Regions from separate parts of the Homo sapiens genome. Here region 2 is linked to region 1. Evidence: read pairs that join two places in POLR2A ChIA-PET (ENCODE). Cell type or tissue: A673. All regions are shown on one strand. Links, peaks and the distances in the headings refer to the core of each region. The heading gives the core; the rest is flanking DNA.

Region 1 (4,403 bases), core at 109-4,108:
CTTTGTAAAATAAATACTCCCTCCTGACTGCCTTTCCCCCTTTTGGCTCACTATGCATCATGGTTATATGATGCACATTCTAATTATATTTCGGTATCGGTCTATCAGGAGGTCGAGGTATCACTTGATTTTCCACATGCTGGTTGCAATATCCCCATACATTTTGTCACATTTTCAGAATTAACAAAATGAGCATAAACCTGTTGCAAGTGAAGAGCCAGAACCTCCTACTGAAGGGATTTTAAGGCTCTAGCACAATCCGTGTGATTCCGTATGAAGTGTGAGTAGCCTAGCCCTGTTAATGAGCTTCCCACTCAGAAAAAGGGCCACTGTTTGAGCAGTATTGGAGAGGAGGATGGAGCATGGGTTAATGGCAGCAGACAGAGTCCAGAGAAAGGATAGTGCTGCTAACGCCTGCACTCCTGGGAATGTCAATGTCAGGATGCTGTAAAAGCCGACTATCATGAAGATACTGCCCTACATGTAGGAAAAGTCTCGATCAATGTAAACACTCATGTTTACTCTTAGCAAATATTGTTTTTCCTAATTGCATGGAGAACATTTCCATAGCCACATCTTTTTACCTTTGTAACAAATAAGAGTCAGAAAACTTACTTTGCCAGTGCCACTTTGAGGATGGCTCTCCAGCCATCAGGAATGCTTGAATGACACAGTGCTTCTACCCTGGGTGTCTTCAGAACATCCCTGTGGAGCAAGGAGGATGCGGTATTATCATCCCCAGAATACAGATATGGAAACTTCAGCTCAAACTCAGCATCATATAGGGAGTCATAAGTTATCAAAGCACTAAGCAATACTTTCTGACTATAAGCCTAGATTTCTGAGCCACAACCAGAATAATAAACTACATCTAAAAATGAATGAAATTATATAGAATTTCAATAGGAAAATTTTTATTATATATACTCAGCATGGCAAAATTAACTATTAATGTTCTCAAGTTCATTAGAATGAAAAGTAAATTCAATCAACAACACACTGAGCTCTACCATGTGGAAGGCACGCTGGTATGTGCTAAGAATGTGGAAAGAGGTATCAACTACAGTCCCCCTTCATTAGGAGAGAAAGAGAGAAAAGAAAGCACACATAAAAATATAACTTTTTCAAAAAAGAGAACAAGATGCTTTAAATTTCAAAGCATTGGATAACATCTAGACTAGGAGTTGGCAAACATTTTCCAGGAAGGGCCAGATAATAAATATTTTGGGCTCTCCAAGCCAACCCTGTTGCAACTAATCAAGTCTGAAGTTGTAACTTAGTGGCCAGCTTGAAAGCAGCCATAAATAACTTGTAATGGGTGTTGCTGTGTTCCAATAAAACTTTATTTACAAAAATCAGACAGCAGTCTGGATTTGACCTGAGAGCCATAGTTTGCTGATCCTTGACCTAGATAATAACATGACTGTGTAGTTATCTTATTTTTTCTGATAATTAAGTCTATTCCTTATTTATTATTTAGTTTTGAATAGGTGATGAGCATTCCTAGTACAAAATGCAAGAAAGTCCAAAGGCTATTCAGTGAAAAGTAAAAAAAGTCTTCCTTCTCCTCTCTAACCATTATTGCCCTGCTCCTCTTATCCAGTTTATCACTTCTCCACCTATATTGCAATCAGTTAGTTTCTTGTGTATCCTCCCAGGGATACTCTAAGCTACGTAAATCATGGCAGCTTTTACAGATACAACGATGATTTAATTCTCGCTACAGCTCTGTGACTAGGGAGATTATCCATTATTATCTCCATTTTGAAAATGATGAAAGGGAGAGACTCAGAAAAGCCATTACTTATCCAAGGCCATACAAGTAATAGCTGGGGTGCAAATTCAGTATTCTTTTATGTAATACACTGCCTCCAAAAGAATGACTCTTTATTAAAATCAAACATCTTACAAAATGTGGAATAATGCTGGAAGTTTTGTAAAAAAAAGAGTGATTGAACTAGACTTATTGGTAAGTATAGCCTTAATCTCAAAAGCTATTTGCCCTACTTTGTGCACTTCATTCCACTCTAGGATGTCTTCTTTCCCTTCTGTAGCTGAGATGTCTGTTACACATAAATTCTCTACACCATGGGGAAAAATAGCACTTGGCATCTTCAGGTGCCATATCATGCACAGTAGAACATCAGTAAACCCCAGGGTCTTCACATACAGGGTGTAAATCCTCCCCGTCTTCCCTCATCCTCTCTTTCTTTCTCTCTCTCTCTCTTTCCTATCAAAAACTCATGCTGATATGAGTTGGCTGTGTCCCCACCCAAATCTCATCTTGAATTCCCACATGTTGTGGGAAGGACCCAGTGGGAGGTAATCAAATCATGGGGCAAATCCTTCCCGTGCTGTTCTCATGATAGTGAATAAGTCTCACAAGATCTGATGGTTTTAAAAAGAGGAGTTCCCCTGCACAAGCTCTCTCTCACTTTGCCTGCTGCCATCCATGTAAGACCTGACGTTCTCCTCCTTGCCTTCCACCATGATTGTGAGGCTTCCCCAGCAGTGTGGAACTGTAAGTCCAGTTAAACCTCTTTTTTTGTAAATTGCCCAGTTTCGTGTATGTCTTCATCAGCAGTGTGAAATAAACTAATACACATGCTTAGCACTTTTTCTTTTTTTGTTTGTTTTTTTGAGACAGAGTCTTGCTCTGTCATCCAGGCTGGAGTGCAGTGGCATGATCATGGTTCACTGCAGTCTCAGACTCCTATGCTCAAGCAAACCTCCTGCCTCAACCTCTAGAGTAGCTGGGACTACAAGTATGCATCACAATGCCCAACTAATTTACATTTTTTTTTGAGACAGGTCTTATTATGCTGCCTAGGCTTATCTGAAACTCCTGGGTTTAAGCCATCCTCCTGCCCTGGCTTCCAGAAGTGCTGAGATTACAGGCCTGAGCCACCACACCCAGCAGCATCTTTTCTTAAAAGCTCCTATTTTATTTCCTCTCTGGTGATCTGTGTGTTCAGCACACCAATATACCTGTGTGCTTTCCCCACGTTTCTCCATATATCTGAACCCTGGACATTCTTTAAAGGTTAACTCGGGTTTGTCTCATTCCAAGAAGACTTTATGATAACTGTGGCAAAATTCACTCTCTTTCCTCTGATTACAAAACTTTCGTTGTCTGATCTTGATGGTTCTACTCTTACTGTCTGTATTGTTGTTTAATTATTCACATATGACTGATCTCAGAGAATATTTCTCAAAATCAAAAACATACTTTTTATTCAGTCGTATACCACCTACCTCTTATCTCCATGCTATAAGCAATTCACATGGTGAGTGTTTGATAAATTTGTGTTGAATAAATAAATTGATGGAGAATATACTTAAACCTTCAGCTAGGAGCATATATTATCTGCCACAATTCTCTTCAAAGGTGTTGTTAAGGATACTGCCCTCCATTCATAGTACAAATAATGGGTATGTTTACCTGCAGGCAAGCTGGCTTGACTCTTAGAACCACTGTGAATTCTCTGGATTTCAAATATGTCTTTTAGTGAAGGATGCTTTTTAAACCTTAAATCTTATGCGGAATCTCACACCATATAAAACAAACTCTTCTGGCTGAACAGGTTGGTGAAGAATATTGAAACATTACAGCTGGCCTGCTCTCACCTGCTGTACCTGCCCCTTACTATTTCTGGGGAAGCCAAAGGCTTTAAGGGACCAAGATTTGATGTCTCTGACTCTCTCTCTCTCTATGCATTAGCCACTAGAGTTTATGGCCTACTTCTAGAATAGGTAGAAGACCTGCTAAACTCATTCTTAGCTTTATTTCTTCTTTCTTACTATTTTGTCTTTATCTCATTTTCTGTAACTGTTACTTTATAATTTTATTTTATATTTTGTAAGGCATCTCAACTTATTTCTGACACAAGGCATAAAAAAGGTAGATATATGGGTGGATCAGTACAAAACTAGTTCTAGAGCTATAATATTAATTGGCAAACAAGGTACACAAACACTTGTGAAAAAAAACTCAATAATCAACAGCTACATATAAAACCAGTAGAAACTTTCCAGAGTGTACCACCATTCCTTCATAGTAGAGGCATGCTGGGACTTTGTGCAGGGCAGAGCCACTGCAATCCATAGTACAAACTACACCTGCATAAATGTAAGTGGAACATAGAAAAAAAGTGTTGAAAGATTTCCTCTTAATAATTATTGCTAAAAAGCTAAAATCTTCACACTGCTATATGGAGTATTATGGTTGAAAACCTTCAAACTGGGAAATTAGTCTACGTGATGATAAAAGTCAGCTCTCAAATGTGTGTTCTAATAGAAGGAGGTAGTGAAATGATAACAGAGCAGTAGGGGATATTCCTACTCATTTCAGTTTCTTCTCATAGATCATTATTTCTCAGGAAATTTCTGACCTCAATAAATTT
Region 2 (4,403 bases), core at 289-4,288, 580 kb before region 1:
AGATTCGACTTACTAACTTGAAATCTAATGAGAAAATTTTAGGTCTTGGATAAAGAAAAAAAAAATCAGCCATTCAATTGATTATTAAGGCTGTGTAATACCTTGAAATAACTTTGAAATAATCGTGGTCCTTTAGATGTCTAGAAAAGAAATACTTCCTTTGACTTGTTGTAGACGCGAAGTGACTGAATTGAAATTGAATTAAGTAGAGTCATGTGTATAGAAGCTCAGATGGAAGGGGGCCAGGCTGATTTAGATATGCTTAATGCTGACAACCAGTTTCCCTGAGTCTCACTGTTTTTCCAGCTCATCCTCCTCCAGTGTGACTGGAGGAATTCCAGGGACTCTTCATTAATTTCCAACTTTGCACTCTCAAGAGAGTTCACCTGTGCTTGCGAATGCAATGCCACTGGCTTCCATGTGGCACCAGCATTTCTCCTTGTGCTTAGCGCTTGGCACTGACCTTGTGGTCCTCTTTCTTCAGCATGCTGCTCGTAAGTGGCTTGATCTGATGGCCATGGTCAGCTGACAGGATCAGAGTATTAGTCCGTTCTCACGCTGCTTATAAAAACATCCCCAGGACTGGGTAATTTATAAAGGAAAGAGGTTTAATTGACTCACAGTTAGGTTAGGCATGGCTGGGGAAGCCTCAGGAAACTTACAATCATGACAGAAGGGGAAGCAAACATGTCCTTCTTCCCATGGTGGCAGAAGAGAGAAGTGCCGAGCAAAAGGACCAACATGATGTGACTTTACTCTTTCTTTAGTGGAATGTACCTTTCTAAGTTATACTAGGTCCTTCTTAAATAGATGCATGACAGAACAAAAGACTCTACTGTCCATATAAATCATACCTGCTGTTTTTAAAATCATGCTGTCTTCTTACATGAAGTAAGGCTAACATTTATTAGGAGAGTCTAGGTATCTGAAACTTCACTTGCTTAAGAGAAAAACACAAAAGCATAATAAAAAGCGATGATGCTTTGTGTATGTAGCAGTGTTGACACTTTTTGCATTATCTATGAAGCATGTTGAGCATTATTTTATTCTTTTGGATAATTCAGTATCATTGATGTAACTACCTTATGACTCCATTCTCACCACTGAAAAAGTGTGGGTGATGTGAAAGTGTTGGAAATCTGGGGGAAAAGATGACAACATGCTGGGACCATAATCATGAAGAGCCTTGGTATCTTAGACTTTAGGAAAATAAATGTTAAAAAGTGAAAGAAACAATAAATACTATGCCTTGGCCAAAGTTTCTAAAAGAGGGATTATTAACAGGCAAGTGGATCTTAAAAGGGAAATCCTGATGATAAGTAAAAATTGCTTTAAATGAAAAGTTGAGAGCCTTTAAAGACAGAAAGTGAGGTCATTTTGAGATCAGCTGGAGTCATGAAGACCTGGATGAAGTTCTCGCTTTCTCTTCTACTCCTGAGGTTACCGTAGTGCAGGGTTTCTCAGGCATGGTCCTAGTGACATTTGGGCCAGATAATTCTTTGTTGTGGGTGGCTTTCCTATGCATTATAGGATTAGCAACATCATTGGCGTCTATCCACTACAGGCCAGAAGCACCCCACTCCCCAGTTACAATAAACAAAAACATCTCCGAACATTGCCAAATGTCTTTTAAGAGGTGGGGGACAAAAACCACCTGGTTGAGAATCACCACTTTATGCAAATTACTAAAAAAAATGTATTTTTAAATACAGAACTATTCTTCAGCAATCGTGCTTAAAACTAGAGCAAACATTATAGCTAGGGAACTAAAACTAATAATTGGGAAAAGGGTGAATCGATCACATTAAATTATTTCATGTTTCTTACAAATTGAAGATTTTTACATAAAATCTCCATATCAGCTGGTAATCTTTGTAAAATGATAGAGAGTTTTGCAAGCTATGGCATGGTGGGATTGATAAAGATTCATGGCAAAATTACATAGCGCATCATTACAGAGGTGACTTAATTTAGAAAAGAAAGTATAATTGTAGGAGCTAAGATGGGTTTACAAGAATTAAGCAAGACAAACAACCTAGTTGTTTTTTCTTTTATTTTGCATAGATTATTAATTTGAGAAGTACTCAGACACCAAATGGGTGTACTGCAATACAATTCTGTTGTTAACCACCTGGAGTTAGTGTCAGACTCACAAGTAAAGGGTTCAATCCTTCACAAGATTATTCTCACTTCAGATGCCAGTTCTAAATGGTGTCTCCTGGGCCACCCATGCTTCTGATAAACTGGCTACTAATCCAGGAGGTCACCATGATGCCATTCGGGGATCAATAGAACAACTCACAAAACTCAGGAAAGCACTATACCTATGGTTAGTTTTATTATAAAAGATACACCCAGGGCAAAGTCTGGGAGGGACCACAGAGCTTCCATGCCCTCTCCATGGAGTAGGCCTATCACTCACCTGGTATATCAATGTGTTTACTGACCAGGAGCCTCCACTGGGCTTTGGTTTTTATTGGGGTTTCATTAGATAGGCATGATTAATTAAATCATGGGCCATGTGACTGAACTCAATCTCCAGTCCCCCTCCCTTCCCTGGAGGTCAGGCAAGTCAAAAATCGCAATTCTCTAATCATGTGACCAGCCACCATCCGGAAGCTATCTAGGGTCTCACCATGAGTCACCTCATTAGCGTAACAGAGCTATTCCTGTCATTCAGGAAATTCCAAGGGTTTCGAAGCTCCCTGTCAAGAACCTGGGATGAAGACCAGATATTATAACACCGGTAGATTTAAGGAGAATTTTAAAAATCTAGGCTCTCTTTACTTTAGTAAGGTAGTTGATAGAGTGTTTCTACCTTGGTGGAAAATACATAAAATATTGACTACATAAGAGGATGGTCAGTGAAATTTATAGTTAGTGAATCATTATATCCAAAGGTTTTTAATTAATGGATTAACCTGGAGGAATAAAAATTAAGTTGGGCCAAAGAAAGCATGCCTGTCAAATTTTCAAATGATATAAGACTATGAGGTATAGCTAACATTTTGGCAAACCAAATAAAAATTCAAAAGCATTTCACACTTAAAAAGAAGTGCGAAGACAGATATCTTCATAGTCACCAAAGATTCAGTCTTCATCTCTCTTTCTTCTCCACCATCTTTCTTTTCATTCTCAAAATTACTTCATCATCCAAAATAACTACTGGAGCTTCAACCATAACATTTACATTCTAGGAAGGAGGAAGAAAGAAGGAAAAGGGAGAAATGGGTATACCTCCCACCTGCTTTAGTTCCCATTAAAAAGCCTTTCCTGAAGTACCCACAAACTTTCCATTGTAACTTATGGCCTTGAACTTAGTCACTTAGCTGTAAGAGAGGTTAGGCAATACAATTTTTTTTTTGACTGAGCACAAGGCTGTTCTCCCTCCAAAAACAAACAAACAAACACACACACACATAATCTTAAAATGGTTGAAAAGGGATAAAAACTAACAAAGTGAAATTCAGAAAATAAATGAAGATAAATAAATCATCATGATTTTATACTGAAATGAGTTAAAAATTTAACAAGCACAATTTTAGTGTAAATGCAAACATTTTCTAAATATAGTACTAGCAAATTAATATAGTAATGTAAAGGAATTGTAATCATCAGAGTAGGAATTATTTTAAAAATGCAAAAGTGGTTTAATATCTAATTCCAATTTGTCACTTCTGTGCTCAAAATTCAGCTACATTGGGTCCTCTCTTGACATAGGCAATTTTTTTTGTTCTCATTCTTCAAAATTATAAGCAATGCTGCAGTGATACAAACAGTGCTGCAATAAACATCTGTCTATATCTTTTGGAACAATTTATAGTTATAATTCTTGAAAATAAAATTGGTAGGTCGAATTGCAGGCATATTTTTACTTTGTTAAATCTGGCTATTTGCCCTTCAAAAAGACAGTGTCAATTCACAATCTCTCAGCATTGTGTGAGTGCTTGTTTTTCTATAATATTACCTAATCCTGATTATTATCACGTTTAAAAAGATCTTTCACAATGAAATAATGGAAGAAAAGTGATAGTTCATTGTGGTTTCAATTAGTATTTCTTTCTTTTTTTTTTTTTCTTGAAACGGAGTCTCGCTCTGTGTCCCAGGCTGGAGGGCAGTGGTGCAATCTCGGCTCACTGCAACCTCTGCCTCTTGGATTCAAGTGATTCTCCTGCCTCAGCCTCCCAAGTAGCTGGGATTACGGGCAGGAGTCTCGCTCTGTCTCCCAGGCTGGAGTGCAGTGGTGCAGTCTCGGCTCACTGCAACCTCTGCCTCTCGGGTTCAAGTGATTCTCCTGCCTCAGACTCCCAAGTAGCTGGGATTACAGGCACCCGCTACCATGCCTGGCTTTTTTTTTTTTTTTTTTTTTAGTAAGAGACGTGCTTTCACTGTATTGGCCAGGC

Evidence for each region. Peaks named below come from ENCODE experiments on the same cell type or tissue, not always from the same donor. Only the 100,000 strongest peaks of a DNase experiment are listed, where the experiment ranks them.
Region 2: POLR2A ChIA-PET joins it to region 1 with 6 read pairs; 2 of 35 experiments call an interaction of 5 or more read pairs at or near these places.

What each region holds. Positions count from the first base shown.
Region 1 is chr18:56,347,253-56,351,655 of GRCh38, forward strand. No RefSeq gene overlaps it. Among named protein-coding and RNA genes, the nearest start is that of LINC03069, 160 kb to the left of the region's middle. In A673, for the core only: no CTCF peak of the experiment used is centred there; no DNase peak of the experiment used is centred there.
Region 2 is chr18:55,765,816-55,770,218 of GRCh38, forward strand. All of the region lies in intron 2 of LOC105372130 (a long non-coding RNA gene), which reads left to right. Among named protein-coding and RNA genes, the nearest start is that of LINC01415, 14 kb to the right of the region's middle. In A673, for the core only: no CTCF peak of the experiment used is centred there; a DNase peak (open chromatin) is centred at 2,626.